2 separate regions of the Mus musculus genome follow, and region 2 is linked to region 1. Evidence: chromatin loops called from intact Hi-C (ENCODE). Cell type or tissue: left cerebral cortex. All regions are shown on one strand.

What was found. A loop is a pair of places that touch in the nucleus more often than their neighbours do. Peaks named below come from ENCODE experiments on the same cell type or tissue, not always from the same donor. Only the 100,000 strongest peaks of a DNase experiment are listed, where the experiment ranks them.
Region 2: it touches region 1 in a loop (4-fold over the local background); 19 of 42 quality-filtered maps call a loop at or near these places.

Annotation. Positions count from the first base shown.
Region 1 is chr11:98,908,743-98,911,242 of GRCm38, reverse strand. It overlaps Cdc6 (cell division cycle 6), which reads right to left. Exons shown (of 12, transcript NM_001025779.2): 2 at 2,413-2,500; 3 at 772-1,056; 4 at 466-665. Among named protein-coding and RNA genes, the nearest start is that of Cdc6, 2.2 kb to the right of the region's middle. In left cerebral cortex, a CTCF peak has its summit at 1,398 (motif pointing right); a DNase peak (open chromatin) is centred at 1,409.
Region 2 is chr11:98,698,688-98,701,187 of GRCm38, reverse strand. It overlaps Gm38985 (a long non-coding RNA gene), which reads left to right. Exons shown (of 3, transcript XR_001780319.2): 2 at 90-775. It also overlaps a transcript of Csf3 not described here. Among named protein-coding and RNA genes, the nearest start is that of Csf3, 1.4 kb to the left of the region's middle. In left cerebral cortex, a CTCF peak has its summit at 1,111 (motif pointing left); a DNase peak (open chromatin) is centred at 1,120.

The sequences.
Region 1 (2,500 bases):
TTACTTACTTCTAGGAAGCAGTCAATCTCCCAACCATCTATTCTTCCTGAACCTTTAAGAGTCAATTGTTAGCCAGGCGTGGTGGTGCACGCCTTTAATCCCAGCACTCGGGAGGCAGAGGCAGGCGGATTCCTGAGTTTGAGGCCAGCCTGGTCTACAAAGTGAGTTCCAGGACAGCCAGGGCTACACAGAGAAACCCTGTCTCGAAAAACCAAGAAAAGTCAATTGTTGGGGCTGGAGAGATGGCTCAATGGTGGCTGCTCTTCCAAAGGACTCAGGTCCAATTCCCAGCACCCACATTGCAGGGCACAACGGTCTAGAACTCTAGTTCCAGGGGGATCCAACATCCTCACACAAACATACATACAAGCAGAACACCAGTGTGCACTTACTAGCGCGCACACACACACACAAATTGATATATTATCTCAGCAAAAATATCCATAATTCAGATGCTTGGTGTACCTTGAAGTCTTGCAGAATCCGGCTTAAACAGGCAGTTTTTCCAGTCCCAGGAGCGCCAGAAAGGTAGAGACTGCCAGCTTTCTTCCCACAGATGTGCTCCTTCAGAAAATTCCTGATGACACCCATCTCCTGCTCTCTGGCAGGCAGCCGATCCGGGACAGCTGTATTCAGGACGAGCTTGGCTTGCTGATAGCAAGTGCCTGTGTCGGACAAATGAACAATTAAAGACAAAGCCGAAGGTGACTGGGTTTCATTCAGACCCACCAGCACGGTCCCTGATGGCTACTCTACCACGTAAGGACTCACCTTCTTGCTTGAACAGTCTTATACACACAGACTCCTTCTCCGGCGGACATTTCTGCTCAGGATCTGCTTTGCTCTCTGGACTTCTTTGAGCGGAGGAGGAACGTATCTGGTGTTGGCGAACTCTGTCTTGTTCTTTTGGGGGGGAAGCCTTAAATGTCGGCTCATCATCGAATACTAATCTGCACCCCTTCCACGTATGTGAGCGAGGGGGTCCGTTTTCTTTCTTGCCCAGCTTTGGTGGAGAACAGGGAGATAACCGGGGAGTGTTGCACAGGTTGTCATCGCCTGAAACGTGAAGCAGACATGCTCAGTCAGAGCGATGCTGTCAGCCACCTAAAACACTGTCTGTCCTTCACTGCGGAGGGCAGGAAAAAGAACCACAAAGACCTCCCCCACGATCAGAAAGAGGTGAATCGCTTTCTTTTTTTGAGACAGGATTTCTCCTCAGAGCCCTGGCTGTCCTGGTAACCCGGGAGGCCCCTGAACTCACAAAGGACCTGCTTGCCCCTGCCTCCTGAGTGCTAGGATTAAAGGTGTGCACCACCATCACCGGCAAGAGGTGAATTTCTACCCGAGTCAGAACCACAAAAGAAACTTCTCACCAAGGAGCAGATGTGGCCACCAGATGGCACCCCTGAATCTTATCATTTGGTAGCAACCTAATGAGTTCTAGTGGTGTGAAACTGTAAGATTCTTTTTAAATAAGCCTCATCAACCTTGGCGCTCCCGACATCTCAGGATAAGTAAGCTCCCTCTATAGGGAGCTGTTTGTGTGCACTGCTGGATGCCCAGCATCCTGGTTAGCTCTTACTCACGGTTCCAATACCACCCCCTCAACGGGAACAATCTTCAGATATGGCCAAATCACCCCCCACTCACAACAGACGCTCTCTGTACACATCTACCCATAACACCAGTACAGAAGCTCTTAGACTGGGCACGTAGGGCCGGTGGTACAGCACTTCCTAGCACATATAAGGTCTTGGGTTCAACCCCTAACATCCAAGCAGCTGCAACATTACCACACACAGTATGCGTGGTAGCGCGGGAAGGACCTCAAGTCTGAGGCAATCCTGGGCTACAAAAGCGAGTTCCAGGCCAGCCTGAGTTAGAGATCATTTCTCCAAAAACACCAAACACATCGAAAACCGGAAATGGCTGTCAAGTACTATTTGATAGCAAAAATTAAAAAAATATTAAGAATCTCATCAAATTTTTCTTTCTCAAGACAGGAGTTCTCTGGGTTAACCCAGGCTGGCCTGAAACTCACTCTGTGGACCAGGTTGGCCCCAAACTCAAGAGACCCACCTGCCTCTGCCTTCTGAGTGCTGGGATTAAAAGCAAGCTCACCACCTCCCGGGTTATTTGTTTCCTCTTAATTTCACAAGCACGCAGGCGAGTTCCATAACACTATAACTTCAAGGGAAATGTAAAGGACAGAACTAAGGAAATGAAGATCAAACCTAGGTTCCTTAGCAAATGATCTCTAGTGTACGGCTCAACCGTGAAATTCGGTACACACTTGGCAGCCATTATGAAGGCAAATACAGCTCTGGTTTTAAGAGCCAGGCACCTCAGCATCAAGGCAGGAAAGGCTGAGAGCTCAGTCACAAAGTCGCACTCACAAAGCGGAGGGCTTACCCAGACGTTTTCGGGGACTGAGAGGCAGAAGTTTTACGTCCACACACGGAGTGGTGGGTACAGGCTGGACGTTTCTAAGTTTTACTTC
Region 2 (2,500 bases), 210 kb after region 1:
CTGTTTGCGAAAGTTTTTGTGAAATCGGGGAATCTCTGTTCCTTCCTTGACGTCTTGTCCCCCCCTCAAACTCTCTTCCTCTCTTCCAGCCACACCCAGGCCTGAATCGCTGCAGGGTGTTGGATCTGGATCCGAGTTGTCCAACAAGGCTGGTGAAACCCTGGAGGGGATAGCAAGGAACTCAGACCCTGGGGAAGAATGGGTGCTCAGATCAAGACTGCTTCTGTCTCTCCATCCTCTGGCAGACGTGCTTGGGGAGCCCCCTCTGCCCTTCATTTGTGATTCTCAAGTCACCTATACCTGGGACAAACATCCCGAGAGAAGAAAGAACCTGTCCTCTTTTCAGACCCATAAGCTTCCTGGTGGCTGCCTCCTGCTTTTCTGGGAGCCCTCCACAGCACCCTAGGTAGGGTCTTGCTGTCTACGCCTGCCCCACATTTGGATAAAAATAAATTGGTCCAGCATTCAGGCCGTTCTGTCCCAGGCTGATTAGCTGGGAACTCCCCAATACCCCCCATTATGACTCATTTCTTTAAGCCCCTGGATCCTGGCAGAGAGGCCAGAGGAAACCGGATGTCTGTCTTGAATGAATCAAGACCCTCTGGGGCTCCTGGCTCACCTGACCTTGCCTTTCTGCTTCCCTTGGCACATTACCTCGATGTCGTGGAGTCTGGGGCATCTGGAGGGCGTCGGAGGCTGGGTCATGGAGTGTCCCGACGATCTCTGCTCATTATGTAGCAGTGGTGTGAGCTGGCTTGAGTCGATGCATGCTGAGGTGAGAAAGGAGGAGCTGCATCTCCCATCCTAGAACTCTGCCCAGTGTTAGCTCTGAAAGAGACCTTGGTGATTTCACCTCTGTGAACTGGGCCAGAAAGGGAAATGCCTTGCCCAATCATGGGTAGTAGGGATGGAGGGACATCCCAGTCGCTCTCAGTCCCAACAGGGTATTACTACCTAAAAAGGAGGACGGCATTCCTTGTCTGACTGATGGCATCTCGATCTGGTACTTTCTGAACTATTTCACCCCCACCAAGGTGGGGCCAAGGAATATAGACATTTTTTGATGTTGAGGCATACCTGATGGGGTGGGGCCAACTCTGGGGCTAGGGTGCCCTCTGGTGGCCACAGATGTCATGGACATTAACTACATAGCCTCTGCTTGAGAGGACAGGCCAAGGGATTCCCATTCTGTTTGTTTATTTGTTTGTTTTTGTTTTTCAAGACAGGTTTTCTCTGTCTCGATAGCCCTGGCTATCCTGGAACTCACTCAGTAGATCAGGCTGGCCTCGAACTCAGAAATCTGCCTGCCTCTGCCTCCTGAGTGCTGGGATTAAAGGCGTGCGCCACCATGCCCGGCGAGATTTAATTCTTAAAACATGCTAACTGGCAACAGCTGCCTACTTTATATGTCACAAACTCAAGACCCACAGGGGTCGAATAGAATATCAGATAGACATCTTGCGTATCAGATACTTACATCGTAATTGATAACAGTACCAAATCACAGTTATGAAGTAGCAATGAGATCGTTTTATGTTTGGGGGTCACCACAGCATGAGGAACTGAATTAAAGGGCTCGGTATTAGGAAGGCTGAGTGCCACGGTGTAGGGGGTGGTGGGGATCTTTTGCTGCCATTATTTTGTTCTGTCTACCAATTGGTGGGCTGCAGATGAGGGGTGGCCTTGATGAGCTGCACAAGCCCCCTTTGCTCTATTGCACCAGCCAGCTGGAGTGCACCTCGGAGAGTGGAGAATAAAGACCGGAGGGCAGCGTTCAGAATGTAGCTTAACTGATACAGTACCTGCCTGGCATGGACAAAGCTCTGGGTTACATCTCTAACCCTGCATAACACAGGCATGGTGGCACACACCTGTCATCCCAACACTTGGGAAATAGAGGTAGGAGGATCAGAACCAGACCTGGCTAGAGAGGGGCCCTGAGGGCCCCGACATAGTGTAACAATTGTCACTGCTGCTAGCTGCTAACCAGAACTCAGTGGCCAGACTCTGTTGCCAAAGACACCGCGGGCTCTGGGCACAGGACATAGAGGAATCAAGCTGGACGTGATCTCAGAGCGTCTTCCTTGCTGTCTGGACCTCACGGTGTATGCAGGCTGCTAAGAGGATTGCCAGCCAATGCTTACTCAGCTATCGGGGTCTGCACGTTGTACTACTGAGCCCAGGGCCACCGGCGTGCAACAGTGGATTATCTATAGGGGTAACCAATGACTTCCCAATTGGATTTGAGGCCACAGGATGGAATCCACTCTAGTACTATCATGGTCAGCGTTTATGTGTGGGAAGTCCTGGGACCCAGTAGGGAAGCTATACTGCTGTTCTGATAGATAGGATGCGCTTGTCCAGTTGCCATCTGAATAATGTTTATTACTGTCATAGCTTGTCAGCTTTGGTCAGAGACTCGTCTTTTTGTCATGGTCAGAGCGCTGAGAAGTGACTGCTGGATGCTTAGCTATTAGTGAGAGAGCTGTAACACCCTATC